2 separate regions of the Homo sapiens genome follow, and region 2 is linked to region 1. Evidence: chromatin loops called from intact Hi-C (ENCODE). Cell type or tissue: HCT116. All regions are shown on one strand. Each heading gives the region's core, and the rest is flanking DNA. Links, peaks and the distances in the headings are about the cores only. Region 1 holds the start of CA4 (carbonic anhydrase 4). Region 2 overlaps USP32 (ubiquitin specific peptidase 32).

What was found. Hi-C counts contacts between places; a loop is a spot of excess contacts. Peaks named below come from ENCODE experiments on the same cell type or tissue, not always from the same donor. Only the 100,000 strongest peaks of a DNase experiment are listed, where the experiment ranks them.
Region 2: it touches region 1 in a loop (10-fold over the local background); 10 of 110 quality-filtered maps call a loop at or near these places.

The regions. Positions count from the first base shown.
Region 1 is chr17:60,135,838-60,151,137 of GRCh38, forward strand. CA4 (carbonic anhydrase 4) reads left to right here and starts at 14,136. Exons shown (of 8, transcript NM_000717.5): 1 at 14,136-14,255. The coding sequence starts at 14,198. RefSeq lists enhancers at 3,219-3,752, 4,287-4,820, 5,477-6,033, 6,740-7,249. In HCT116, for the core only: CTCF peaks have their summits at 4,191 (motif pointing left), 6,443 and 7,217 (motif pointing right); DNase peaks (open chromatin) are centred at 4,164, 6,444, 6,817 and 7,224; H3K4me3 peaks cover 1,580 bases; H3K27ac peaks cover 510 bases.
Region 2 is chr17:60,221,986-60,237,285 of GRCh38, forward strand. It overlaps USP32 (ubiquitin specific peptidase 32), which reads right to left. Exons shown (of 34, transcript NM_032582.4): 12 at 14,153-14,255; 13 at 4,054-4,246; 14 at 1,426-1,601; 15 at 424-564. It also overlaps SCARNA20. Among named protein-coding and RNA genes, the nearest start is that of CA4, 80 kb to the left of the region's middle. In HCT116, for the core only: CTCF peaks have their summits at 7,621 and 9,344; DNase peaks (open chromatin) are centred at 7,636 and 9,316.

The DNA.
Region 1 (15,300 bases), core at 2,914-10,913:
GCCCTAGTGCTAAGTTGGGTGACTGTTCGGTGGTTGTCTCGGGGGGTTGCAGGAAGATCCTGTTTCCTTGGCGTAGAAGGAGAGGTTGACCCCGAAGAGTTAAGATTCTCGAAGCACACTATTTATCCGTGGCCCTCCTCCTCCTTCGCGGGGTAGCTTGGGGCAAGTCATCTATTCTCTCTAGATCTGTGTTCTGCCTAAAAATTAATGAATGGGACAAAATGGTCTCTACAGTCCCTTGTTTATCCTGGCCCTGCAAATCCAGGATCGCTGCCGTTGTATCTCAGTCTGATGTCGGTGGTCTTGCGCTGGCCGGTGTTCTGAAACTTTGTCGGCAGTAACATGCACTCCAGTCAGTCTCTTCAGTCCAGGACACCATCGCCGGGGAAACTGAGGCATAAGAAAAATAAAAATGAGCATTGTCCATCCACAAATATGTATTGTGCTCCCGTTGTGTATCTGGCACTGCCCTGGTGCTGGGTCCCCTATGAGAAACAGGCATGGTCCTTGTGCCCCTAGTTATAAACTATGTCACTTCCATCAGACTCTGAGATCCCCAGGGAGGAGCTGTACTCTCATCAAGCTGCTCTCATCAGCAGACAGGAAGGAGACAGACTTGTAGGCCTGCATGCTCCTGTGCTCCTCTTGAACTCCCAGCTCAGCCACTGGCTGCCTTTTACCCACAGATCTGAAAGGAGCCAGGGCGGACAGGCTCCAGCAGTACCTCTTTTCTTGAGGAAGCCACCTTCTCCTGGCTGTCCAACCCTGAAAGGACCTTGGAAGTTTGGGGGAGTCCCTCTTGGCACTCTGATTTATCCAGAATGCACCTAATCACCCTCTACACATGCACACCCGCCCCCCCCCCCCCCCCGACACACACTCCTCCAGCCTGATACCCTGCTGGGGTTCTTTTGCAGAGTTTTGTCTTGAGGTCATCAGAGAGGTCGTGCTCCATGGGGCATTGAAGCACCACAGAGAAAAACCCCTGCAAGGCCAGGAAAGCATCTGAGAGGCATCTGAAGTCAGAAGGCCTGTGCCGGAATCCTAGCTGTTTCTGGCAGTGTGGTCTGGGTAATTTAACTTCTACCAGCACCATGTGTATAAATGAACATCATCACAGCACATACCTCACAGATTGCTGAAAGGATTAAATGAAATGATGGATATAACTCACTTGCAGCATGCCTGGCAGAGACATATAGTAAATGGGCAAGAATTGGGAGCTACTGTTATTATTGTGTTATTGTGATTATATTCAGCAGGAAGGAGGCCTCCCAGGCTAGGCGCCAGTCCTTGATGAGAAGGTGCCCACTTTATGTCCTCTCCTGTTTCTAACTCTCCTCTTCTGCCTTCTGTGGTCCCAGCTGAGTGGCTGTACCTCAGCAATATCCAGTTTCCTGCCTCAGAACATGAAGCCCAGATATACAAGCTGAAGGAGGGTGCCACATTTGAGAGGCAAGGGAAGATCAGGCGGGGACCCTGTGCTTCAGAGCTTTGGTCACATCCGCAAGGAGCACAGCAGGCCCTACCAGATAAACAGACAAAATCAGGAGGGCTCCAAGGTGGGACAGAGAAGGAAGATTGTTAAAAATTGAATCTGCTAGACTGGGCGTGGTGGCTCACACCTGTAATCCCAGCACTTTGGGAGGCCGAGGCAGGCGGATCACGTGAAGCCAGGAGTTCGAGACGAGCCTGGCCAACATGGCAAAACCCCATCTGTACTAAAAATACAAAAAATTAGCCAGGCGTGTGGTGCGAGCCTGTAGTCCCAGCTACTCGGGAGGCTGAAGCACAGAATTGCTTGAACCCGGGAGGTGGAGGTTGCAGTGAGCTGAGATCATACCACTGCAGTCTATCCTGGGCAACAGAGCAAGACTCTGTATATTTTAAAAAAAAAGGCAAAAATTGAATCTGCTGTGCCCAACCAAGCCATCAGCTGATCAGCTGTGGGGTCCTGCCCTGAATCATTTACTCCTCACCCTATCTCTGGGACCATCAGGGCAGGCAGGCAGCAGCAGATGTTTTCCAAGCTCTACTGCTCCCAGGCCAGCATGACATCTGCAGTGACCATTTTAACAGGCTGGACACCCTCGTGTCCCCCTACCACTTATCCTTGGCCCACTTGCCACTTGTGCCTTACCCAGTGGGGAGGGAGTGGCAAGGCCTTGGCTCTGGGTTCCACAGGTAGAGTTTTGCAGAGGAGTCCAGTGAACTCATTCTTTACAAAACCTACCCAGGCCTGCTTTCAGCCACCCCTCCTGCTAAGATTATATGTAATATATAATATTATATATAATTTTTTATAGAGACAGGGTCTTCCTCTGTCACCCAGGCTGGAGTACAGTGGCATGAACACAGCTCACTACAGCTGCAAACCCCTGGGCTCAAATGATCCTCCTATCTCAGCTTCTTGAGTAGCTAGGACTACAGGCATGCACCACCAGGCCTAGCTTTTTTTTTTTTTTTTTTTTTTCTGTAGAGATAAGGTCTCACTGTCTTGCTCAGGCTGGTCTGGAACTCCTGGCCAAGCCATCCTCCTGCCTTGTCCTCCCAAAAATGCTGGTATTACAGACATGAGCCACCGTGCCTGGCCAAGAGACTATATATTTTGAGCAGCTGCTGGAAAGCGGGGACTAAGTTCTGGTCTGAGGAGAACTTCCTGGGCGTCCAGGAAAGAAATATCTGACATTGTTGGTGCACAGTGAGTATAGTCCTCACTGGTCACCCAGAGGACAGGGTGTGGCTCCCTCCACAGTGTAGCTCCCTAGCCCCCAAAAGCTGGACCTGGGCTCTCCCCAGTCACCAGAGATCCCTCTCCTTCGTCCCCAACAAAGTGTTTGGCTGGCTGCAGCAACTGTGCAGACCCTGACTAGTGGACATTCCTAAGTACCAGGGGCTCGCCTTGTGTCCCGCCAGGCTGGTCCAGAAGGCTGTTGCGGGCAGGTGGGATAAGAAATTCAGGAAGCTGAAACAGCCAGAAGGTGGAACCTGGCCGGCTCGGGGGAACTGCCTGTGGAATGGCCCAGCGCTGAATGAGTGGAACAGTGGGTGGGCCTTGAAAGCGAACTCAGGAGATGGGGCGTTGTGTATAGGCAAGTCGCTAACCGGGAGCCCCGCGCCTCATTCCGACTGGATCAGGGGGCCCCGCCTGTCCACGGTCCCCATGCGCGGTGCGCTCCCCCTCCTAGGGCCGTAATTGCCGCAGCCATCCCTACGCGTCTCCAGCCCCCGTCGTCTTTGTCCATTCGGTTCCGAGGCCGCGCTTGGACTGGGGCGCCCACGACTGACCCCGGAGGCACAGCGAACGGGGCAGCTGCAGGGACTCCCTGTCCTGCAGGCGACTGGGCTCCCGCGAGGCAGCAGGTGCCGAGGACTAGCAGCAGATCTGGTGTGCAGAACCCTGGATTCGAGTCCCGGCTTCAGAGACCCTCGGCTGTGTGACGTGGAGGCGTCGGCCGCCCTCTGAGAGCCTTCGTGGATGACAGCTGATGCTTGGGCCTACCTTCCTCGGCTGCTGAGAGGCTCAGAAGGGACCGCGTGTAAAACGCCTTGGAATCTTAAATCTACTTAATTCCATTTACCTGCTTCCCAGAAACGGTCCATGGCTTCCGTCCCGGTCATAGCGCTGCGCAGCGGGACCGTTCTGCCCCGCTGCCCTCGAACAGCCCGTCCGCGCTCCATTGCCCCTCCAGGTGCCGTTATTTTGCCTTTTAACCTGGGGCGGGAGGTTTTAGACGAGGCTGCAAGTCTGGGCCAGCGGGGACCTGAGGGTCCCTTGCAACCAGCACCCGCGACGGTGTCTACACTGGAATTCCAAGGAAAAGAGGGCTCCAGGGGCGCGACCAAGGTTTGGTCTTCTGCTGAGCGCTGCTGGATGAATCGCCAGCCTTCGCCCGCGGCCCCCTCCTCCTCATCCCTGACCCCAACTCGACAAGATCCCCCGAGCGCAGGCCCAAACTCCGCACAGCTTGTGGGCCGTGAGGTCCGGGTCTCGAAGCTCGGTCCCGCTGGGGCTGTCCCTCCGCCTCTACTTCCAGGGTAAAGACCGCGGAACCAGGCGGGGGTCTGGGGAGCCTGGCTGCGACCTCGGCTGCAGGCTTCCGCAGCTGCTTCCAGGGTGCTGTCCACCCCGTGGTGCTGAAGTGCCCCACGCCCCTCCGCCACCTACCGGAAGCCGCGTCCGCGCTACAGCCTCCACTCAGGATTCGACCCGAACTCCAAGACGCGTCCGCACTGGTCCAACAACCCTCATGGATCGTCGCCTGCCTCAACTGTTTAGACCACCGCGGGTTTCACCCGGAAGCACCGGGGAGGTCGGAGCTTGCCTGAGAGGCTCAGCGAAGGTCCATGCCTTGTTCAGTCCCAGGCAGTGCGGGACAGGTGGGCGAAGCTCGAACCCCATGCTCTGTCCCGGCACTGGCAGGAATTCACTTATTATGGAGATAGTCCTCGCTCACTCCAGACCTGTCCTGTAATTGTCTGGGCCCCGGGAAGGTTTCCCTCGGTTTTTAGAATCTCAACCGCGGTGTGGCCATCCAAGCTGTGCCAACGCTACTACCTGCGAAGCAGGAGAGAAAAACCCCTGGAATTCCTCCCGCACATCTTTCACAAAGTGAATATGCCCTTCTTTGACACTGGGTACAGCCACTTCGGGACCAGATTTTTGCTCCTGAGCATATAAAATCACAAGCTTGGGCAGGCACAGTGGCTCATGCCTGTAATCCCAGCGCTTTGGAAGGCCGGGGCGGGCGGATCGCTCGAGCCGAGGAGCTCGAGACCAGCCTGGGCAACATAGTGAAGCCCCGTCTCCACAAAAAACATAAAAATGAGTCGGGAGTGATGGCACTGCACCTGTAGTCCCAGCTACTTGGGAGGCTGAGGTGGGAGGATCACCTGAGCCCAGAAAGTTTCAGTGAGCTATGATCACACCACTGCACTCCAGTCTGGGCAACAGAGCAAGACCATGTCAAAAAAAAAGAAAAGAAAGAAAAACAAAAAGAAAAGAAATGTCTTTCCTTTTTGGAAAGCTTGGATGACCACAAGGGGGTTGAGATTCTAAAAGCCGAGGGAAAGCTTCCCAGGGCCCAGCCTCCCCATACAATTCATAGGACAGGTCTAGAGTGAATGAGGGCTACTATATCCATAAAAAGAAAGAGAAAGGAAAGACAAGACAATATTGCCCAGTGAGTCAAGCATGATCGTAGCACAAAGAAGCAGGGCACTCTTCCCCAGAGCAGGCCAGTTCAGAGAGGCAGTCCAGGGCTATGCCCCAGTATGGCTCCCGCCGTGCTCCTGCGCGGTGTCCCAGGGCCTCCTGGCACCTTCTTATCATCAGCCTGGGGCGAAATGCCAGACCAGATGGTAGAGGCAGAAGTCAAGCAGGCAGGTGCCGTCCAGGGCATTCCAGGCCAGCTGAGTGTGCAGCCAGCGCCCAATTCAGACGGCGCCCCAGGCCAAGGCTGGCCCGCTTAGGGACCGCGCTCGGGCTGGACGTCGCGCTCAGCGCGCAGGGCCCCCATGGACGTCGCGCCGCTGACCTAGCTGTCAGACATCGCCACGAGGAGTAGGCAGGCTCGGGAGGCCGAAACGCTGTGCTCACCTCGAGCACTGCCAGGCTGCTGGAGAGGCTTTCCGGGGCACAGAAGCTGCAGCGGCGCGGGGCGGTGGGCTGTGAGCGAGCATATGTAGGGGAGCGTTTCCCGCGAGAAAGCAGAACCTGCGCCAGCCGAGGGCCCTAGGGCTGCTGGTAGGAGGACTGTTCTCTATCGTCCAGCTGCTCCCGACCTCTTCTCTGAACTGGCCCTGCTCTGGGGAACAGCGCCCTGCTTCTTTGTGCGACGATCACGCTTGACTCATTGGGCAACATTGTCTTGTCTTTTCCTTCCTTTTATGGACATAGTCCTCGCTCACTCCAGACTTGTCCTGTGAATTGTATGGGGAGGTTGGGCCCTGGGGAGCTTTCCCTCACGGCTTTTAGAATCTCAACACCCTTGCCGCCCGCCCTGGCTGGGTGGAGATACAACCAGAAGACAGACACCGCTCCCCTAAACCCCAGCCTCCAGTATAAGCTACAAAATAAAAATGTGGGCAGGGTGAGGTGGCTCATGCCTGTAATCCTAGCTCTTTGGGAGGCCGAGGCGGGTGGATCAGCTGAGCTCAGGAGTTAGAGACCAGCCTGGCCAACATGGTGAAACCCCGTCTTTACTAAAAATACAAAAAAATTAGCCCGACATGGTGGCGGGCATCTGTAGTCCAGGCTACTTTGGAGGCTGAGGCAGGAGAATGGCGTGAACCCGGGAGGCAGAGCTTGCAGTGAGCTGAGATCGCACCACTGCACTCCAGCCTGGACGGCAGAGAGACACTCTGTCTCAAAAAAAAAAAAAAAAAAAAAAAAAAATTAGCTGGGCGTGGTGGCTTGTGCCTGTAATCCCAGGGAGGCTGAGGTAGGAGGAGCACTTGAGCCAGGGAGGTGGAGTTTGCAGTGAGCCAAAATCACGTCACTGCATTCCAGCCTGGGCAACAGATTGAGACTCTGTCTCAAGAAAAGAAAGGAAAAAAAGAAAGAAAAAGAAAAGAAAAAAGAAAATGTGAAGCTCTTCTAAGTGCAGCTGCTCTGCAACTATGCAAGCCCCTGCCCCATGAAGCCAGGCCTGCCCCTAATCCTTTACCACACAAGGCTCATTAAACTTCGGAAATCTCGGAGTTACTTGCTAGGAAAAAGCCATTCCCCACTTCCCCATTTGCATAATAAACGGAGGGGCAGGGAAGACCCATCTAACCACCCCACGTGTACCCATGTGTCACCCTTATCAGATGCAGGAGGTGAGCTGAGCTGCCAAATGCTTGGCTTCTTTCTGGGGCTGTAATACAGCCATCCCTCCCCAGGGCCACACCTGGAGAAGGGAGTGGCTAGGACAGGGTCTTCAGGGAAACTGCTGCCTTATTCTCAACTGCTTGTCTCAGTCCCCATCCCCCCAACCCCCAACTCAATATCTAAGAGAGAGAGAGAGTAGTTCCAATAGGGAAGTCTCCTGAAGGAGGCTAAAGTTCTGGGTACTGGGTTTGGGGTGGACCTAAAGAGTTTTTTTTCAATTCTCTGAATGCTATTTCATTGCTGTTAAATGATACTCTTCCCCTAAATGGAAAGGAGACAGGAAGGACAGACTGGTCTACAGTTACACAGAAAGAACTTCCAAAGTATTAGACGAGCAGGGACAGCAGAGGGCGCCAATGTGGTGCAAGGGCACTCAGGGAGGAGTCGCCCACAAGCACATTTTTTTCTCACACGCTGCAAATCTATTCAGAACCACCTCACCCCCAACCTCACACATATTTCCCATCTCACAGGCACATCAGAGGTCAGAGTGAGGACTCCAGGCTCTGATTCTCCCACTGGCCGCCAAGGGACCTTCACCAGCCCCCACCGCACTCCTCAACTATTTTCATGAACTTAGTTAGGGCAGCTCCCCTCAGTAGGGAGCTGGGTAGAGGAGCTGAGACTCCCAGGTTCCCTGCCCATCCAGCGGCCCTGTCCATCTAGCGGGAAGGCGTTTGCTGCAATGTTCTTTATAATGGGGAGTGAGCTGATGATACAACCTGGGTGTACTGTGGAGCCACAAAATGAAAGTTGCAAAGGCTGCCCAGTAACACGGACTCAGGTTTACACTGAAATGTGGACATTAAAAAGCAGGACCCTCCATTGTTCACTATGTCAATAGCGCGCTTGCATATAGATAAAGGCTGCAGGGGACACAGAAAAATTAAACACGGATTGAGGTGAGGTGTTTTTTCTTAAAAATACATCAAATTTGTAAAATGATTGCCTCTGGGAAATAAGGTTATGAATAATGTTTCTTTTTCTCCTTTCCAAATGTTCTACAATGAGCAAGTGTTATTTGGGTAATCAGGAAAAAGAAGTTCACACACACACACACACCCCTGAAAGAGCTTGCTTGCTTCCTTCCTTCCTTTCTGCTTGCCTTCCTTCCTTCCTTTTTTTCTTTTTTTTTTTTCTTTTCTTTTTGAGACAGAGTCTTGCCCTGTCACCCAGGCCGGAGTGCAGTGGCATGATCTTGGCTCACTGCAACCTCTGCCTCCCGGGTTCAAGCGATTCTCCTGACTCAGCCTCCTGAATAACTGGGACTAGAAGCATGCGCTGCCACCACACCTGGCTAAGTTTTGTATTTTTAATAGAGATGGGATTTCACCATGTTGGTCAGGCTAGTCTCAAACTCCTGACCTCAGATGATCCACCTGCCTCCACCTCCCAAAGTGCTGGGATTACAGGTGTGAGCCCCCACCCCTGCTAGTCCTTTCCTTCTTCCTCTTTCTTTCTTTCTTTCTTTCTTTCTTTCTTTCTTTCTTTTCTTTCTTTCTTTCTTTCTTTCTTTTCTTTCTTTCTCTCCTTCTTTCTGTCTCTTTCTTTCCTCTCTCTTTTTTCTTTCTTTCCTCTCTCTCTCTGTCTCTCTCTCTCTTTCTTTCCTCTCTCTTTTTTTCTTTCTTTCCTCTCTCTCTCTCTGTCTCTCTCTTTCTTTCTTTCTTTTTACAGACAGGGTCTCACACTGTTGCACTGTTGCCCAGGCTGGAGTACAGTGGCATGCTCATAGCCCACTGCAGCCTCCATCTCGATCTCCCAGACTCCAGGGATTCTCCTACCTCAGCCTCCTGAGTAGCTGGGACTATAGACGTGCACCACCATACTCCCCTAATTTTTTATTTTTTGTAGAGACAGGGTCTCTCTATGCTGCCCAGGCTGTTTTCAAACACCTGGGCTCAAGTGACCTTCCTGCCTCAGCCTCTCAAAGGGCTGGGATTACAGGTGTGAGCCATTGTGCCTGGCCAAGTCTCTTTTTTCTTTCCTTTTCTTTTCTTTTTCTTCTTTCTCTCGCTCTCTCTCTTTTTTTTGAGGCAGAGTCTCACTCTATCACCCAGGCCCCAGGCTGGAGTGCAGTGGTGTGATCTTGGCTCACTGCAGCCTCCACCTCCTGAGCTCAAGTGATTCTCCAGCCTCAGCCCCCCAGGTGGCTGGGACTACAGGCATGTGCCACCATGCCCAGCTCATTTTTGTATTTTCTGTAGAGACCGATTTCACCATCTTGCCTAGGCTGGATTCGAACTTCTGGGCTCAAGCAACCTGCCAGGCTTGGCCCCTCAAATTGCTGGGATTACAGGTGCGAGCCACCGCCAAGCCACCCGCGAGCCTGTTTTCTTAATGTTGTCACAATGTTAATTAAGGAAGGACCATTCCTTTCCCCACCAAAGTTGCTCGTGTGGCTCTTCTTCTCCCCAACCCAATTCCCCCTCATCACCCTCTTTAGGGGATCCCTCCACCACAAAACCAGAATGTAAATGAACACACTTGCAAAATCTGACCTCGCTCTGATCCCAGTGTCCTGCTGGTGTGAGCCTGGGCTGTTGTGGCCAAGATGCTGAGAGGGGAGGGGACGACCACGGGGGAGTATTCCTGAGTTTTCTGCAGGAGAGGAACAGAACATATGTCACCTCTATCACTGGGTTTTTCCACACGTATTACTGCTATTGTTATTTCAAAATGTTCGGGGCCAGAAGTTTCTGCCAACTCCTGTACCAAAAAGGCTCCTGTCCTTCCCTAGTGACAGTCTCCAGCTCTCTCTGCCGGCCCCCTCCCTCCCCTCCCTCCCCTCCCCCAGATTCTCTGCACAGTCCAGAGAAATAGGGCAGGCATAGAGGGTGGGAAGAGGGCACGCAGCCTCCACAGGTGCTGGCAGGAAAGGAGTTTTTTCGTCTTTGCTGGAATACAGCAGAGATCCAGGCTGGGGAGAGGTGGAGCCCAGGCTATTGACTAACCCTTCTTTTGTGTGGATTTAATCTCACTCTCTGGGAACACAAAAGCTGGAATCTCTGCAAACCTTTCCCTGAATAATCTGCGAGTCAGCGGAGAATCTGCGGGTGAGGAAAGCCAGGGCAGATGGAGGCTGGGACTCCCAGCGGGAGGGAAGTATGTGGTGTTGGGAGGAGGTGAGATGGCACAGAAAGAGCACTGGGAAGTGGAGCAGGAGACCAAAGTTCTAATCCCACCTGTACTCCTCTCTCCTTGCTGTGAATTTGGGCAAACCACTGCCCTCTCTGAGCCGCAGCTTCCTCTTCTGTAACTCATAGAAGTAACAGAGGATCCCTACCTGCTTCTGGGGTCGAGTGACCCTCTCTGAGAATGTTCCCCAGTCTATAAAATTAAGATCTTGATATCTATCCCGCACCAAAGGAAAGATCAGTCCAACCTTCCAATCCTAACAGACAAGCCCTGTCTGGTCCCAAACCCCTCTCCAGCCTCACCTCCATGCCTTTTCTCATTCTGTTTCCTTCACCTGCATCTCCCTTCCCTTTTTAAGTTAAAGTCTACTTTTCTTTGAAGACTCAGTGCGGGTCTGATCTCTTGAGGGAGGCTTCCCCAGTCTCTTTCCTACAGGCTGGGTTAGGGGCTGCTCCTCTGGGCTCCTGTGCTGTTCTGGGCATAAGGCCACTGTGGCCTTAACAACTAAGAATTACAGCTGAGGTTTACTGAGCACTCAGTAAGTGTCCAGACAGGCCCTTCACCCAGCATTACCTTGTGGAATTTTAACCACGCTCTTGTGAAGGTATTGCTGGTTTTCTTTTTTTCTTTTTTTTTTTTTCTTTTTGAGATAGAGTCTTGCTCTATTGCCCAGGCTGGAGTGCAGTGACACAATCTCAGCTCACTACAACCTCTGCCTCCTGGGTTCAAGTGATTCTCCTGCCTCCACTTCCCATGTAGCTGGGATTACAGGCACCCGCCACCACACCTGGCTAATTTTTGTGTTTTTAGTGAGACGGGGGTTTCTCCATCTTGGCCAGGCTGGTCTCGAACTCCTGACCTCAAGTGATCTGCCCACCTCGGCCTCCCAAAGTGTTGAGATTACAGGCATGAGCCACTGTGCCCGGCAGCTGCTGTTTTTATTTCTGCTGTGTTTTTTGTTATTTTGGTTTTTTTTTAAAATCATGGTCGAAGGCTGGTGATTTTCCTGATCAGGACACTGAGCCTGACGGGGGTGAAAGCTGAGTGTCGGGTCTGGGATGTAGACCCCGGGCAGTGTGGCTCCTACTCCTATTCTGACCCTCTGCCTGATATTCTCTCTGCCCTCCTGCGACGCTGAGCATAAGGTATGATAGGTTTCTGTTTAGGGCAATGTATTTGACCTTCCCCTGAGCTGTGAACCCAGGGGTGCAGGGTCTCAGCTCCCTTTGTGCCTCCACTCCATGGCTCTCACAGTTCCAGCGGGAGCTGCATCTGAACCTCATGTTCCCAGGTTTACAGTCAGGGCTCTCCTCCTTGCCCTTGGGAGCCCAGGAAGAGCCTGGATGTGCCAGGGCCCCTCTCCAGTGCTAACTCAATGTTCCATCCCACCCAATGCTGCCTCCACACCTGCCTAGGGTCAGATTTAATCCAGCTAAGGGGACTCTGCTTAGAGGTCATGGCCACATGTGCCAATGTGCCAAGCCGTGGGCCCAGCCTCCTCAGACTTTAGCTCACTGAGGCCTCAGGGCAATCTTTGAGAGAGATTGGGGGATGATTTCCATTTCATAGATGAGGAAAACTGAGGCTCAGCTGCCATCACAGAGCAAGTGGATGGAGCCAGAAGTGACTCCAGGGTTATGTGTCTCAAAGCCCCTTAGCTTTCCCATGGCCTCCCTTCTGTTCCTGACAGGGCCATGCGTGCAAACATCCCCAGAGGACAAGAGTGTGATTAATCTTTGCATCCGCCATGGGCCAGTGGCTACACCCAGGCACTGAGAGGCCGGTTGTGAGAGTCTGGGCTGGGCAGGCCCTGGTTCACAGCAGACTCCAAATAACTGTTTATTGGTGGAGGTCAGCCGGGCAGGGATTACCATCTCCAGTTTATAGATGAGGAAGTTGCAATCAGCCGGGTGCAGGAAAGTTGCCCAAGGTCATCCGTGAGTCAGAAGAAGAGCAAAGACTTGAACTCAGAACACTGGGGGCCTCTGCAGAGTAAGAGGAAGGAGGCTGGGGCTGCTGGGCTGGGCTCTCCCACTCAGGTGGCCTGGGCTGGCAGCTTTATGGGCCCTGTAAGTCGCTGGGACATGTCAGCACTCATTCCAGCTCTAACGACCCTAAATCAGGCCTTGTCCCCTACAGGTAAGCAGGGCCCCAGGTAGTCTAAATAGTGACAGGTGACTGGTTTATGGCAGGCCAGGACTGGGGTCAGGGCTGGAGATAAGGCTGAGAATGTTAAGACCAGGAACAGGAAGAGAGGGCCACTCACCCTGTGTAACCTTGAAGTTAGAGATGGCAGATGGAGCAGGAACCAGTCCACCACCCCATCGCCAATGTGCAGGCTCTGTGGTGCCCATAATTAAGATGCACCCATAAGAGAGTGTATAGCTTTACCCCTCCCGCATTCCTCAGAGGGGATGCCCTACCAGGGACTCGTTCTCCTCACCCATCTTTATGGTCCCAAAATGCACCCAGGGCCCCCCTCTCTCCTGGGGGGCCTGAATGCAATGAACTTTAAAGTGGATCATTGATCAACAGTCCCTTAACCCCACCAAAGTTTCCCAAGCCTCTCCCCTGCTCATCAGGGGGCTGGCCAGAGGTCACAGGGACTCCCTGGGGGTGGTTTTTATTCCCAGGAACAGGCTTCCTCAGTCCTGAAAGGGACATTTTTATAGCCCTGTGAACACAAATGCACTCCCCAGAATAGGCTCTGGGTGTGGAATCCCTCCTGTGGCTGTCATGGTCGCAGGCTGGTGATTACATTATACAGTGGTGTTGACAATAGAGCCCTAAGCCTGGCATGGACACCCCCTCACCTCCCTCCTGCCTCTCTGTAGGATCAAAGCTGCTCTGTGAGGCTGTGTGATCCTGGGCCAGGAGCGGGGAGTCAGCCTCAACCCTAAGCAAGGAGGAAGCATCTTTGCCTGAATCCTTCTGGGGGAGGCAATCCCCCTTCAGAAGTCCCTAGCCCAGGTTCGAAGGTCGGTAGGGACTGAGAGGTTGGCAGCGGATGGGGAGTGGCTAAACCAGAAAAAGGGGGCTTCCTGTTGATGGATTGATGGAGGAGGTCCAGGTCCACTGCCTGGTTCCCCGTCCCTCTCCCGCACCCCAGCCTGAGCTTCCCAAACTCCCACAGAAGCCCCCACCCCATGTGGGACACAGAGGACCTGCAGTAGCAGGAGGGCACAGCTAAGAGAGGAGACAAGAGGCAGCTTGGGGGCATGGGGGGGACCCCATTTCCCCAAATGTTGGAGCCGCCCTTAAGGGAACTTCCCCTGGACTCCTCTGGAGGTCTTGCCAGATGGGAGAACCAGGGGTCCATTCAGACCCCAGTCTCTTCTCTTCCCATCTCATCTCTCCACCTGGGGGGCTCAAAGAACCTAGCTCCTCCCCTTTGACCCCATCAGCTTCTCCCTCACCGAATCCTCTTACAATCCATTTCTTAATTCTGCCCCATCAACCCTCCCTGGTCATCACATAAACACCAGCAAGGGCAGTAGTTTAGGGACAGCTTTGCTCTGTATTCGAAGAAAGGTCTTTGGTCTGCTTAGAAATTAAGTTTGGAGCAGCCTGGGAGGAAATAGAAGAGATGAGACCCAGAGAATCAATGGCCACTGCCAAAGAGAGATAGGAGAGCCTTTCTGCGGCCACTGATTCAACAAACGGCATCACACGCCCCTCAGCCTCTCATCTCTTCGAGGCCATCTCCACCCCCACCCCCACCCCCACCCCAAGGCCATTCCAAGGTCCCATTCAAGACCACTGCGCAGGGGTGGCGCCAGAATGATCAAAGTCATCATGGGGCACTCATCTTTGTGTGGGTCAAGCACTTTGTGGTGTCGTGTCCCTGTTCCCAAACCAGGGACCAGGAGTAGGATGGGGGAGGGGCAGGGCGCCGCTGCTGAGTGGAGAGGACGCGGAGTGGGTGAGGGGGCCTTGCGCACAGGGCAAGAGGTGGCCAGGCAGGGCGGGGGACCGGGGAGAGCGGAGGATTTCAGATGAGGGACAGGGGAAGGTGGAGAGGGGAGGGCAGGCCCCGCCAGGGGGAGGAGCCGCCTCCCGCGTCCAGCTGTCGGGGCTCCCTCCCGTCGCGGCTCCGCTATAAAACCCAGGCCGGCAGGATCGCTGCACCCGCGGCGGCCTCCTCGGTGCGCGACCCCCGGCTCAGAGGACTCTTTGCTGTCCCGCAAGATGCGGATGCTGCTGGCGCTCCTGGCCCTCTCCGCGGCGCGGCCATCGGCCAGTGCAGGTGAGCTCCCGGGCTCCGGCCCCAGGTGCCCCTCGGCGGTCCCCTCCGTGCCCCCAGCTCCCGCCCCTGCAGAGGATCCCCCCGCGGGCGACCGGTGAGCGTCGGTGGCGCTGGGGTCCCGGGTTGCGTGTGCGCCGGGGGCCGCGAGGGTGCGGGAGGACTGGGCAGCGCGCGAGCTTGTGTGTGCACACGCGTGTCAGCACCGGCTGGGGGAGCGTGTGCACGGGTGTGCGCGGTGAGGGTGTGTGCGCGTGGCCCGGCGAGACGAGTTGGGAGTCCCTGATAAGGATGCGTCTCAGGCCGGGCGCGGGTGCTCCAGCCTGAAATGCCAGCACGTTGGGAGGCAGAGGCGGGTGGATCACCTGAGCCCAGGAGTTCGAGACCAGCATGGCCAACATGGTGAAATCCCATCTCTACCAAAAATACAAACATTAGCCGGACGTGGTGGCACACGCCTGTAATCCCAGCTACTCGGGAGGCTGAGGCCCGAGAATCGCTTGAACCCAGGAGGTGGAGGTTGCAGTGAGATCACGCCACTGCACTCCAGCCTGGTGCTCCGTTTAAAAAAAAAAAAAAAAAAAAAAAAAAAAAAAAAAAAGGATGCTTCTCGGACCCGCCTCAACGCACGCCTTCTTTTCTCACCCAGCCTCCTCCGTCTGCCCGTGGGTTTCCGTCCGTCCCGCTGGGACTCAGCGCTGGGTGACTGCCCCGCGGCCAGAGCAAGGGCGGTCTGGCAGGGTCCTGGAAGCCGCGCTTCCCACACGGGTTCCTTGCCCCTGAGGGTCGCAAGCTCCCCTGGCCTCCCTAACCTCCAGCGCTGAATTGGGAGCCTGGCGGGGGCGGGGGGTGGGGGACCCGGAGCCCCAAGGCCTCTGCGGAGCCGGTCTTTCCGGACAGGGTGATTTTCGTTTAAAGATTAATGGTGAAGCCGAGCTCTTAATTATTCCTCTAGGTGGGAGGTGGCAGGAAAGGCATGTTAATATTTGATAAGAAGCTAAAGGCGCTTCAAGCGGCTGGGCACAGGGATCCGATCCTGGAGGCACCT
Region 2 (15,300 bases), core at 2,881-10,880, 86 kb after region 1:
AAACATAAACCACAAAAATCCACCAAAAGCTACAAGAAGAATCCAATCCCTAACTAGATACTTGTGTGATTGTTAGGAATAGTAGTTTCAGAAATAACCTCTGCATCACGCCCTACATTCACTGAACTTTTTGGCACTGGCTCTTGGCCTGTCTTCCCCTCCAGCCTAAGTTCCACATATCCTAGGTGATGTCTACTTTTATGTGGATAACACATTCAACAGCCTCCTATTTCCTTGCCTTTATTTATGAATGAATGAACGAATGTGAAGGAACTTAACATTGAACAATCCACACAGGTTCAGAACACTCTTCTACCACAAGGTAAGAGCTACTTTGTGGTTAGTGAGAGTCACATAGAAAAAGTAACAGAAGACCCCCATCTATGACTGCTCCTTATATAAGGCACTATTAACTATACTTACTGGTCTAGGTAAGGCCAGGTTTGCTCCATACCAGTGATAAAGTGCTCTCCACACAGGTTCTGGGACCATTTCATAGTCTCTTCCATGAATCAGCTGTGGAGTTCGTTTTAATCGTCCTCCTTCTAGTGTTAATGATGTAGCCTGAGAAAGAATAGAATGACAATGTTGACTTTCAATATTACAAAAGTTTTTGGGTCTCAGCAATACCTAGAAACAGGAAAACAAACTCATATATCACCACCCAGTTTCATGTTGCTGGAAAAACTTAATTTTTTTTTTTTTTTTTTTTTTGAGACGGGGTCTTGTTCCGTCACCCAGGCTGGAGTACAGTGGCGCGATCTTCGCTTGCTGCAGCCTCCGCCTCCCGGGTTCCAGTGATTCTCCTGCCTCAGCCTCCCGAGTATCTGGGATTACAGGCACACGTCACCATGCCCGGCTAATTTTTGTATTTTTAGTAGAGACGGGGTTTCACCATGTTGGCCAGGCTGGTCTCAAACTCCTAACCTCAGGTGATCTGCCCACCTCAGCCTCCCAAAGTGCTAGGATTACAGGCATGAGCCACCACGTCCAGCAAAAAAACTGAATTTTTAATGAGAGATTTTTATTTTTGACTTTCAAAATAAACTATGTAAGAAATGAAACTCAAAGCATATCATTTGGAAAAATCACTAAAGCACTTGAAATAACTTCACAGATTTCTTTCAAACAATAAAAAATACTAGTTTGGAAAAAAAAATTCATACATAGCGTATGTGAAACAACATTTTCAGAATAGCTGTCCTAAGTAAGAATAACAATAATGCCAAGGGTTACTAAACTACTTCTATGTAAGTTCTAAATCATAAATATTCTCACAGAAATGTACTATACAAAGAGATGTCCATCTATAATACAGTAATTAAATGAACCATCAATGTTTTGCTATGTGCTAAAACCTCTGAAATGAAATTTATTAATAGCTTGCAAGAGAATAATTTTAAGTTTAGATGTAAAATTACTTACCTTTACTGGTTCTTGAGTTACTAATGGCTGATTATCAATAGCCCCTGGTTTCTGAGGGTTAAGGTGCAACAAAATATTCCCATTGGCTCCCAGCAAACACTGGTTGTTATTGTCAGAAGTGTTATGTTGTCGAGCAAAGCAAACATCTGCCCCTGGTGTGGCAGAATACAGAAAGCCTATAAAAAAAAAAGAGGATAGAATCTCTTATTTTTAGTTATTATACATAAACAGGCTTGAGGATATGAACTCAATGCCCATGTATTGTATTACTCTGTTGACATGTCAGTACAGATTAAGATTCTGGTAATTCTGTAGAAGACAGGAAATGTTATCCTTCTCTGAACAATACATGGCATGGTACTAAAAATAAGAGCTTTTAAAATTATTACCAAATGAACATTTGGCCACCCTCCTAGAATATCTAATAATTCATAATGAGAATTATATGTCCTCCGACTGGAAGGGAAGAGCTGGGCTAAGTGGCTGGGCTTCTACATAGCATCCTTTAATTATTTTCCTCAAACTAGAAAAATATTCCAAATGTTCTTGGTAGATAATGGTGATATGAAGTCACTAAATTAAAAGAAAACTAAAACAAGAACTCCAACAAAAGAGTAATGGGGGCTAGATCCTATTGTATCTATGAACTCAATGTCCACAAGTTCTTTTGAAAGAAATACATGATCTTTACAATACGAAAATATGCACAGAAGATGATTAACCATGGCTTAGAGTTGTGAGCCTCAGTGGTATTTTAAGCCATTTCAACTCTCAACTACATGCTAATCTTTGGTAAACAATCTAGCAGTCATCACTTTGTAACCTTCTGCCTGTGGTATGCAGCCTTTGGGTGTCACAAGTTATATGGTAAGCACATACCAAACAGGATCTTTAGATGGGGTTAAGAAATAATCCTCATGTTAAAGCTGATGACAGCACTTCTAGGACTGCTAAGTGATCTTTGTAATACCAGAAAGGGAGGGAAGAAGCAGATTCTACAAGGAGCTTTGTGAAGAAAATGCTAGCTCTGTCCAATTTGCTTACACCTTCCACAGAAAAGGAAAAGAACATCTTGGAAGAAATAATAACACACGCCAGGAGGAATGGCTCATGCCTGTAATCTCAGCACTTTGGGAGGCCAAGGCTGGAGGACTGCTTGAAGCCAGAAGACTGCAACCAGCACAGGCAACATGAGACCTCGTCTCTACAAAACAATTAAAAAATTAGCTGTGTGTGGCAGTGTACACCTGTAGTCCCAGCTACCAGGTAGGCTAAGACAGGAGGATCATTTGAGCCCAGGAACTGGAGGTTACAGTGAGCTATGATCATGCCATTGCACTACAGCCTGGGCAACAGAGTGACACCCTGTCTCTTTAAGTAAATAAATAAATAACAATAGGGTAAGATTGAGGGTTCTGCTACTGTACCAGAATAACAGCAATCAACTCAATTCAGCTGGGCCATAGAAATACCACAGCATCTTCCTTGTAGGTGTGGAAACATGAAGTTTTAGGTAAGTACCAAGGCCTAAAGGGAATTATGGGAGGCATCTGAATTCTTTCTCAGTATTTTAACAAAATAATCTCCATATTTTGGCCTGAAATATACATAGAATCTGATGTGGGGTGCATTTAATTTAATTATGTTTATGGCTAGAGAGAGTCCTGGAGATGACTATCTTTGAAAATTTAAATTTACTGACTAAATAATTTAATAGCAATAGGGAAAGATGGGGCTTGATTGATGAAAATAGTGAAAATAGCCGCATGTGATGGCTCATGCCTGTAATCCCAGCACTTTGAGAGGCTGAGGCCAGAGGACTGCTTGAGCCTGGGAGTTTGAGACCAGCCTGGGCAACATGGCAAAACCCTATCCCTAAAATAAAAACACACAAAAAATGGCTGGGCATGGTGGCGCGTGCCTGTAGTCCCAGCTTCTTAGGAGGCTGAGGTGGGAGAATTGCTTGGGGCCAGGAGGCAGAGGCTGCAGTAAGCCGTGATTATGCCACTGTACTCCAGCCTGGGTGACAGAGCGAGATCCTGTCTCAAAAGAAAATAGTGAAAATATTTCCATATTGAGAGATTTAATGAAGTATAATATGGAAAAGAGGTTTTCTTTGTAAAAATACTAATATATTCAAGAATTTTACAATTGACCATTTCATTCAAAACTTATTTCTGTTAATGGAAGCCTGATCTCCTATTACCATATTCACTACAGCCTCTGTCAAATTAGACTGCCTTAATAACTATCCATGGGGAGGCCAGGCATGGTGGCTCACGCCTGTAATCCCAGCACTTTGGGAGGCCGAGGCAGGCAGATCACGAGGTTGGGAGTTCAAGACCAGCCTGGCCAACATAGTGAAACCCCATCTCTACTAAAAAAATACAAAAATTAGCCAGGCGTGGTGGCGGGTGCCTGTAATCGCAGCTACTCAGGAGGCTGAGGCAGGACAATCGCTTGAACCCAGAAGGTGGAGGTTGCAGTGAGCAGAGATCGCGCCACTGCGCTCCAGCCTGGGCAAAATGTGAAACTCAGTCTCAAAAAAAAAAAAAAAAAAGAAAAGAAAAGAAAGACCTATCCAGGGGGAATAAACCAATAAACCTCAGGGGAATAGGTCATATTTACCGCTGCCAGCAGTTTCTGAGGCTTCAGATGCAGTAGAAATGTTGTCTGAAAATTTCTCTTCTGTAGTATTCACGTAACTGAGGCTGCTTCCAATTCTATCTTCGACCTGCTCCATAGGATGGGCTGCAGTTCCAAATGAGTATTTTCCTCCATTCAAAACAGATGATGGCTCAATTACCACAGGGTTGGCATCCTAAAATCAGGAAATCAGAGAATAAGAAGCAAAGTTTATAATCTGACAACTATGTAGTCTTCAGAAACAAATCTCACAATTATCTATTTTTTTAAGTCTCCTGTGGTTGGCCACAGACATTTAAAAACATTCTAATACATAGCTATATTTTAATCTCTTTCAGGAGGAAAAGTATGTATATAGATAAAATTGGCAAGGTAGACAAAACAGACTGTGAAGGATTTTGTGCCACATAAAGTAATTTACACTCTATTCTGTTGGCAGCCATTTTTTTAACATTAAAAGTAAATAAAGCTTAAATTTTTTTCTTTTCTTCCTTATTTCCCATAGTACATGAATGTATATAATTTTTTTATTATTAAAGATTACATGGTCAATGTAGAAAATATAGAAAACATGAAGAAAATATCACATGTACTCAGATTCCATCATTTAGCAATAACTGTGTTTTAGTTCTTATGACTGAAAAATATGTATATATGTAAAAGATGAGTGGTGTATGTACATAGAGTGAAGGGCAATGCTATGACTTATACCTATGTGACCTTCTACAATAACTGAACACACCTTTAATCCCAGCACTTTGGGAGACCGAGGCAGATGGATCACTTGAGGTCAGGAGGCCAAAATGGTGAAATCCCATCTCTACTAAAAATACAAAAATTAGCTGGGGGTGGTGGAGGGCTCCTGTAATCCCAGCTACTCGGGAGGCTGAGGCAAGAGAATCACTTGAACCCGGGAGGTTGCAGTAAGCTGAGATTGCGCCACTGTACTCCAGCCTAGGCAACAGAGTGAGACTCTGTCTCAAAAAAAAAAAAAAAAAAAAAAATCATATTTTTTTCTTTCACCAAACATTGTATTGTTTATATAGTGCTAATATGCTAATCTAACATTTCATATTTTCTCTATTTCTCTTTTTAACAAAGAGAGAACAATCCTAAATAGCAGAGTCTTCAAAAGGCAACACTATTAGCTGGAATTTAATAATATTATTGCCTTCTATTTCTGGCAAGCGACACTAGTTTTCTTTTCTTTTTTTCTTTTTTTTTTTTTTTTGAGACGGAGTCTTACTCTGTCACCCAGGCTAGAGTGCAGTGGCGTGATCTCGGGTCACTGCAACCTCCACCTCCCAGGTTCAGGAGATTCTCCTGCCTCAGCCTCCCGAGTAACTGGAATTACAGGTGCATGCCACCAAGCCCAGATAATTTTTGTAGTTTTCATAGAGATAGGGTTTCACCATACTGGCCAGGCTGGTCTTGAATTCCTGACCTCAGGTTATCTGCCCGCCTGGGCCTCCCAAAGTGCTGGAATTACAGGCGTGAGCCACCATGCCCATTCAGTTTTTCTTTTCTTTTTTTTTTTTTTGAGACAGGGTCTCGCTATGTTGGCTAGGTCAGTCTTGAACTCCCGGCCTCAAGCAATACTCCTGCCTGGGCCTCCCAAAGGGCTAGGATTAAAGGCGTGAGCCACTGTGCCCAGTGGACATAAGTTTTCTACTTAAAGTAGTGATATAAAGTTTCCTTTGAAAATATGATTAAATAACTAATTAATCACAAACAGTTATAAATTTCTTTGTTCCTTGTCTGTTACCACTGCTTCACTTTAGTAGCCAAAAAATTTTTTTAAATTTTAAGTAAAAATGGCATAATTATTTATGTAAGTTAACTGTATGGCATTACATGAGAAAAATGGTGACCATAGTTTAAAAAAATGATTAAGAAGTAGGAATCTATATTACATATGAATTTTGGACCATCAATTTTTAAAATTTAGATGGTTCACCAAAGTAGTCAAAATTCTTTTTTTTTTTTTGAGACAGAGTCAAGCTCTGTCGCCCAGGCTGGAGGTCAGTGGTGCAGTCTCGGCTCACAGCAACCTCCGCCTCTAGCTTCAAATGATTCTCCTGCCTCAGCCTCCTGAGTAGCTGGAACTACAGGCACCTGCCACCACACACAGCTAATTTATGTATTTTTAATAGAGACAGGGTTTCACCATGCTGGCCTCAAACTCCTGAACACAAGTGATCCACCTGCCTTGGCCTCCCAGTGTGCTGGGATTACAGGCGTGACCCACTGTGCCTGGCCTAGAAACCAAAATCCTGTAGACAAGACAGTAGAACCAAAATGATCTATGTCAAAAAAGAAGTATAAATTAGTCCTAAGTGTTAATTTTCTTAAAGATAATATCAAGCTTCTCACAGCTTTTCTAATATGGAATTCATACCAACACAAAATACATGACATTTAAATTAGGTTTCTTTTTTCTTTTTCTTTTTTTTTTTTTTTTTAATTAAAACAAGTTTTGGCCAGGGATGGTGGCTCATGTCTGTAATCCCTGCACTTTGGGAGCCAAGGTGGCTGGATCACTTGAGCTCAGGAGAGTTGGAGACCAGCCCGAGCAACGTGGATAGATCCCGTCTTTACAAAAAAATATTAAAAAAAAATAGTGGGGCATGGTGGTGTGCACCTTTAGTCCCCAGTAACTTGAGAGGCTGAGGTGGGAGGATGGCCTCAACCCAGGGGGTGGAGGTTGAAGTGAGTTGAGATCATGCCACTGCACTCCAGCCAGAGCAACAGAGCGAGACTCTTTGTTTTTTTTGTTTTTGTTTTTTTTTTTGGTAGAAATGGAGTCTTACTGTATTGCCCAGGCTGGTCTCAAACTCTAGCCTCAGGTAATCCTCCTGCCTCAGTCACCCAAAGTGGTGGGATTACAGGTGTGAGCCACCTCACCTGGTTAAATTAGGTTTCAAAAGAAAATTTTCCATAAACATAAATGCCTTATTATTTAAATCAATTCAACTTTTTTTTTTCACTTATGCTTTTTGATTTTTTTAGTCTGGAGTATAGCAAAGGCTCTTTTTTTAATACAGGGTCTTGCTCAGTCGCCTATAGCTCACTATACCCTTGAACTCCTGAGCTCAAGTGATCCTTCCACCTCAGCTAGGACCACAGGCATGCATCACCATGCCCAACTAATTTTTAAAGTTTTCATAGAGATGGGGTCTCAATATGTTACCCAGACTGGTCTCAAACTCCTGGAGGATCCAAACAATCCTCCTGCCTTGGCCTCCCAAAGTACTAGGATTACAGGCATGAGTCACCCGGCCAAAGGCATTTTTTCATTTTTAAAGTTCTCTATGTGATCTCACTACATATGCAGCCAGAATTAATAACTATTGCCCTAGTGAGGATTATAGTCTCATGCATTTGTTTTTATAATGTGCTCCAGATGTTAAGAGCTTAGAAATTGACTTGTTATTAAATCTGCTACCTGCTCTGGAACTTGTGTTTTAGAAGAAGATTTAGATTTATTTAGTTTTCAGGTCATTTGCTTCCTGCCCATAAAGATGGAGCAAGACAGACAGCAAAACCATTTTGAAAGAGTAACAGCGCCACCTTTGAGAAAAATTAAAGTCTTCCAAGTCACTTTGTTTTCCTCCAGAAAAATCACTTTAGTTTTGCTATAAGTGATCTTAAATGATGTTTCAATAACCATCACATTTTTGGCAAGGTAATCCGTTTATAAATTTATACTCACTTCTATATTCCATTTATATAAAGTTGATGCATTACAAATTACTTTTTTTTTCCTTCTTTTTTTGAGACAGAGTCTCGCTTTGTTGCCCAGGCTGGAGTGCAGTGGTGCAATGTTGGGTCACTGCAACCTCTGCCTCCTGGGTTCAAGCAATTCTCCTGCCTCAGCCTCCGGAGTAGCTGGGATTACAGGCACGCACCACTGCGCCTGGCTAATTTTTGTATTTCTGGTGGAGACAGGGTTTCGCCACGTTGGCCAGGCTGGTCTTGAACCCCTGACCTCAGGTGATCCACCTGCCTTGGCCTCCCAAAGTGCTGGGGTTACAGGCGTGAGTCACTGCGCCCGACCACAAATTACTTTCTAAAAAATTTGTAGTAATATATTTTGAGGAAGATTGGGTCTATTTGAGCAAACAATTTTCTTCAAGTTTTCCTCTAAGATGGGCATGTAAGAGAATTTCAAGGAGTAATATTTGGAATTGTATCTTAAATGTTTTAACATGTTTGAAAGTCTTACATGGTGCCTATGTTTCTAAAGAAAATGTAAATGAAACCATTCCTGTAATAATGCTTCTCATTCTGAAGAGCTCAGTCCATAGGTTAAATCTATATATATCACTGGCAAGAAAACAGGATAATAAAAATATTACCAGGCATTAAATTTGCTAGGCTAAATTTTATAATAATTTGTGAACAGGATGATTCTAATAACTTCTCAGAGATTGCAACATTTGCCTCTAGCAACTGCGGTTCTACCACATGCTTTTAACATGGTACAGTGAGTAATAACCTTTAGACTTGGAGAATATGGGCTTTTCTTTGCTTCTCTTCCAATGCTCCAAACAAACTAGACTGGTCTGTCTTCTCATTGTCTTCGGCTTTCTTTTCTATTACAGGAACCTGATGCTCTCACTGTTCTCCACTGCCTGAAACTGTCAGCACAACTCAGGTTCCTTCTTCCCCTTCCTACACGCTTATTTTTCTTGTTCCTTCTACCCTTCTTGGCTTTCAGTGAAATAGCTACCTTTTCATCCGATTAATCTTATTACCACTTTCCTTCTATAAGATGAACAAACCAATCACAGTTATATATTGCAGAATCTTAGAGTCACTAGCTTTTTTTGACTGTTCATTTCTGGCTGCTTGCGGAAATTTTTGTTTTTCTAAAACATCAAAGGATCATGTTTTGTTTTTATTGACTTCAGGGGTCTGGAACTATTCAAAATTATCCTAGAACCCTGGTTTTCAGAAGATAGATTTCTAAATAGGTAAAGTTTCACCTGTAGAGAGAAATGTCCTCATTTTCTGAGTCAACAATTCACAAAAGGACTAGGTACTTATTTTAATATAAGAGAATTTTATTTTGAGATTTTAGGATTCCCTGTGAGTTGTATAAATAGTTTATGTGTTCTAAAATATGGGTCAAGATTCACCTTTTTCTCTATTGATGATACTACTACTTTTTATGCCCTGTACATAGGTATGTTACAAGAATCAATTAACAGTTATGTCAATTTCATATTTCACTAGTGACTGAAATGCTAGCTTTGGAAAAATAGAGGGCAGCATGGAGCAACAGATTAGGTACTAAGGCAGGACTCAGGACACTGAGCTCTAGAGTGCTAGATAAAGTAATAAAATAATTGTCTGATACAGCTTTGGGCAATTATAAAACCTAAGGACCTCAGAGGCTTCATTTGTAAATTCAGAGAAGAGAGGTGTTTCATTCCTTTTATTTCCCACTCAACTACACATGTCTGAGGCAGGAAAACAAGGCTGCCCCACTCGTGGCAGTCCTGACGACGATCCTCGAGGGCTGCTCTTGGCCTCCAGCCTTGGCTAAGGAGAACAGGGACCCCCCAAAGCCCATGGGAGAGAGGCACGAAAGGTGATTTAAAGTATCTTCTAGCTCTAAAGTTACGTGATAACTAAATAGGAAAATCTGCATGTGAATAGTAATAGCTGCTCCTTCATAGTTCTCAAAAAGGAAGATACACATTATGTAATGTAATAATGATAGAAAAGATTTCACCATTCTTCCCCATTTACATTTTTTTAGGAGATTACACATAGAAGAATAAAGCTTGACACATTAAAGCGGGGAAAGACTGGTAAGATTCCATGAGCAGAGACACAATCAAATTATTCATGCTCCAGTGAATCAGCAAATCTGGGGTTAGCCACTTCTAAGAAAGGATGGCTCATTTTTCCTGATCCCTTGGTCTCTGATCTTTCCATTTAGTCTTGCCAGTATTTGAAACATACTACCCTCACAATTAGTAATATTCGTAAGTAAATATGTCATTTTATGAAGAGAAAAAATTAAAGCTAAGTACTCTCTTAGGTAGGCAGATGAAGCTCTAAGATCAAATTATCTGACATGTCAACACTAATTTTCTTTTTCTTTTTTTTTTTTTTTTTTTTTTGAGATGGAGTCTCACTCTGTCATCCAGGATGGTGTGCAGTGGCATGATCTCGGCTCACTGCAACCTCTGCTTCTTGGGTTTAAGCGATTCTCCTGCCTCAGCCTCCCAAGTAGCTGGAACTGCAGGCACACGCCACCACGCCAGGCTAATTTTTATATTTTTAGTAGAGTCGGGGTTTCACCATGTTGGCCAGGCTGGTCTGGAACTCCTGGTCTCAAGTGATCTGCCTGCCTCAGCCTCCCAAAGAGCTGGGATTGCAGGTGTGAGCCATTGCACCTGGCCCAAATTTTTTTTTTTTTTTTTTTTAAACAAGGCGTTTGTCAAAGTGGCCACATGGACTGGAAAGAGAAATTTGATTTTTTTTTTTTTTTTTTTAAATACAGTCTCATTCTGTTGCCCAGGCTGGAGTGCAGTGGCATCATCTTGGCTCTCTACAACCTCTGCCTCCTAGGTTCGAGCTATTCTTGTGTCTCAGCCTCCTGAGTAGCTGGGATTACAGGCATACACCACCATACCCGGCTAATTTTTGTATTTTTAGTAGAGACGGGTTTTCTCCAGGTTGGGCAGGTTGGTGCTGAACTCCCAGCCTCAAGTGATCTGCCTGCTTTGGCATCCCAAAGTGCTGGGATAATAGGCGTGAGCCACCATGCCTGGCATGAAAGAAGAAATTTAAATCCTCATATAACTACTGCTACTACTACCACCATTATTACCTTTAACCTTATATAGAGTTTCTATCTGCCAGGCACTGGGCTAAGTGCTTCACATGTATTAACTCATTTAATTCTCACATCCCTACTTAAATAGATATTACTATTAATCTCATTGTTCATATGTGAAAACTGAGGTAGAGCAAGAAGTAGTAATTTATTCAAGGTCATAAAGCAAGTGCAAGGGACAAGAGTCCAAGCTCACTACAATTACCTTATTGAAGTTTCTCATAATAATAGCTACCTATTTAGTACTTACTATGTACCAGACACTGTTTTAAAATACTTAACAAGAGTCTGGGTGCCTGTAATCCTAGCACTCTGAGAGCCCAAGGCAGGAGAATCGCTTGAGCCCAGGAGTTCGAGACTAGCCTGGCAGGCATAGTGAGACCCCATCTCTACAGAAAATCAAAAAATTAGCCAGGTGTGGTAGTGCATGCCTGGAGTCTCAGCTACTCAGGAGGTGGGAGAATTGCCTCAGTCCATGAGGTTGAGGCTGTAGTGAGCTATGATTGTGCCACTACACTCCAGCCTGGGCAACAAAGGAAGATCCTGTCTCAACAAACAAGCAAACAACAACAACAAAACACTTAACATGCATCAAACTCATTTAATCCTCGTAACACTATGAGGGCGATTATTATTATTACTCTAATTTTACACATGGAGGAAACAAGGCCCAGAATGTCACTTTTTTAAAAAGGTTACTTGAATTCAGTTTAAAAACATTTTTAAAAAATCTGTCAGTGTGCAGTTATTTGCATTTACTTTTAGAAAAGAACACTTTTCTAATTAAAACATGTTCAGAGGATTGTTATTAGTCAACTTACATTTCCCCCACCTTATTAATAAGTTGCCATAGTTCCCTGTCTCTTTATTTAGTAAAAACACTTTTCTAATTAATATGTATTTTCAGAAAGTACTGCTGTTACTCCACTTACATTTTTCCCCATCTTATTGAATAAATTCCCATACTCTGCCTCCTTTCTCTCCATATAAAGCGATACTCCTCTCCTCCCAGGTTTATTGTAACTCTAAGTTTGCCTTTATTTATTCATTTATGTTATGAGACAGGGTCTTGCTCTGTCACCCAAACTGGAGTGTAGTGGTGTGATCATGGCTCACTGCAGTCTTGACCTATCAGGCTCAAGCAATCCTCCCACCTCAGCCTCCCAAGTAGCTGGGACTACAGGCGCACACTACCAAGCATGACTAATTTTTTTTTTTTTTTGAGATGGAGTCTTGCTCTGTCGCCCAGGCTGGAGTGCAGTGACGCGATCTCGGCTCACTGCAAGCTCCGCCTCCCGGGTTCAAGCCTTTCTCCTGCCTCACCCTCCCGAGTAGCTGGGACCATAGGCGCCTGCCACCATGCCCGGCTAATTTGTTGTATTTTCAGTAGAGACGGGGTTTCACCGTGTTAGCCAGGATGGTCTCGATCTCCCGACCTCGTGATCCGCCCGCCTTGGCCTCCCAAAGTGCTGGGATTACAGGTGTGAGCCACCACACCCGGCTCAAGCATGACTAATTTAAAAAAAAATTTTTTTGGACCGGGCGTGGTGGTTCACGCCTGTAATCCCAGCACTTCGGGAGGCCGAGGAGGGCAGATCACGAGGTCAGGAGATTGAGACCATCCTGGCTAACACAGTGAAGCCCCATCTCTACTAAAAATACAAAAAAAAATTAGCCGGGCGTGGTGGCACGTGCCTGTAGTCCCAGCTACTCGGGAGGCTGAGGCAGAAGAATGGCGTGAACCTGGAAGGCGGAGCTTGCAGTGAGCCGAGATCGCGCCACTGCACTCCAGCCTGGGCGACAAAAGCAAGACTCCGTCTCAGAAAAAAAAAAATTTTTTTTTGTTTTGTAGAGATGGAGTCTCACTATGTTGCCCAGGCTGGTCTTGAATTCCTAGGCTCAGGTGATCCCCCTATCTGGGCGTTTCAAAGTCCCGAGATTACAGGCCCAGCCAGACTTCATTCTTAAGTAAATTTTAAAGTTTGCATTTGACAGACGCATGCTAGAAAATAATATCAAATGCCAGAGTGGAGAAGGGAATATGTAGATTCTCCCATGTATACCTCTCCCTTACTACCCTCCCCAAATTTCTTTAGTGCACAAAAGGACTATGGTAGGCAACAATAAACCAGGTTCATGTTCTTGTCAGTGCAGTTCAGTCTGTTTATAAGGGACACGCTGCTAAGAGTAAGATCTCTATTGTGTTCCTACGGAAAACAAAACGTAATACATCCAAGACAAAACTAGGTTATTCTTTGAGTCTATACTCATTAAAACATTAACAACCACTCATTCTAAGGCCAAGCTACAAATATAAAAACCAAAAAAGTATTTCAAAATAATGACTGATGCTGTACCCCAATATTCTCATTTTTCTACCTACACATACCATCATTATCTACCTACAAGGTCCAGGAAGTCATTTGCCTACTTTTTATTCCTTCAGAGACACCAAAGTCCGTGTTTCCCAATTAATATATTTTACATGTGAAAACACATTAATAAACTCTGCAAAATGGAAAAAGGATGAGAAAGAATGATGAGATAGATAATGTAAAAAGTATGTAACTACCAATATTCTGATAATAAGCAGTGACAGAGGAAATACAGGCAAATAGGAATCAAATGATTAGAATTTTCGTTAGTGATCATTTGGCAATGAGTGTATATATCAGTTGGCTCTCCAAGAAGGCAAATACTTGATTCTTGGCATTACTCTTTTCAATTTTCTAGTTCTGAAAAAAATTCCATTTTAATGGAAAAGGTAAAATAAAGGACAATGTAAATGATGTAGTTGAGAGAATATAAGCTTTAAAGTCAGTCCTTCGGTTTGATCCCAGATCTTCCACCCTGATCATGACATTCAGGTTACTTTTTCTTTCAGCACCAGGTTCCCCACAGGTAAAATGGGTATAATATTATCTTCCTCACAAGGGTGGTGCGAGAAATAAATGAGATGTGATGTATGTGACATATGCAGGTACCCCCGTACCCAATATTATCTTTTTTTAGGGTTGTTGCAAGGAAAGAAATGTATGTGGAAGTGTAATCACAAAGCCTAGACCATAGCAAGTATCATATAAACACTCATTTCCTTTCCCTTCGAATCTTTATTTAAGTTGGAGCATTTTATTATTGGCTGGTAGTCATAGCATTTTATTATTGGCTGGAAGTCTCACGCAGCTGAAAATCCTGTGAAAAATGTAAATAGACAGGAATCTAACTCACGTATTTGACATATTCTTTCCACTGTTGCCACCACTGCATGGAGATGATAAACCAGTTGTGTCCTGCTTGCAGACCATACCTGCTCTCTCGTTCTAACCATCCTCTGTATGTACAAAAGAAATTAAATACATCAAACAAAGTGTGAAATAGGTGGCAACGCACAAAAATTATCATTAGAAGTTTTATAAGGAAAACCGCGAAACATTTAGATGTAATTAGGAGAGACTGCCAAAACCCAATTAGTAAAACAACACTGTTTCTATTGATAAACCAATTTCAAGAGTCATAGGGCAGTATCAAGAATAATTACTTCAGGAAAAGATTCTGGGAAAAACTTAAAAATTAAAAAAAATTAGAAAAACAACTGGTGTTTCCAATTAATTAATTAATTACATTTTTTGCAGAATGTTCATGTAACCAATGATGTTCTTCAAAACAGCCTTATTGAGGAATAATTTACATATATATAAAACTTACCTATTTTAAGTGTACAACTCAGTGATTTTGATAACTTTACAGATATGTGCAACCAACACCACAATCAGTTTGAGAACATTTAAAACATTTCAATTAATCCAAAAAGACTGCTGTAGCCATTTTTGGTCAATTCCTATTACCACCCTCAGCAACAGGAAACCACTAATCTATGTTTTGTCTCTTACAGATTTGTCTTTTCTCAACTATTCATATAAATAAAATGATAAAACACATGGCCTTTTAAAAATTTGGCCTCTTTGACTTTGCGTGTTTTTGTGGTTCATCTATTATTGTGGCAGACATCAGTTGGTTGTGCTTTATTACTGAATAGTATTCCACTGTATGTATATATTACATTTTGTTTATCCATCCAACACCTAAAGAACATTTGAAACTGGCAAGTCAATTTCCAAAGTGGCTGTCCATTTAACATTCCCATCAGCAATTCTAGTGGGTGTGAAACACTGTTACACTGGGATTATAAAAAAAAAAATCTACTCTATCTATCTATCTATCTATCTATCTATCTATCTATCTATCTATCTATCTACAGAATCTCACTCTAGCCTAGGCTGGAGTGCAGTGGTGCAATCTCAGCTCGCTGAAGCCTTGACCTCCTGGGCTCAAGCAATCCTCCTGCCTCAGCCTCACAAGTATCTGGGACTACAGGT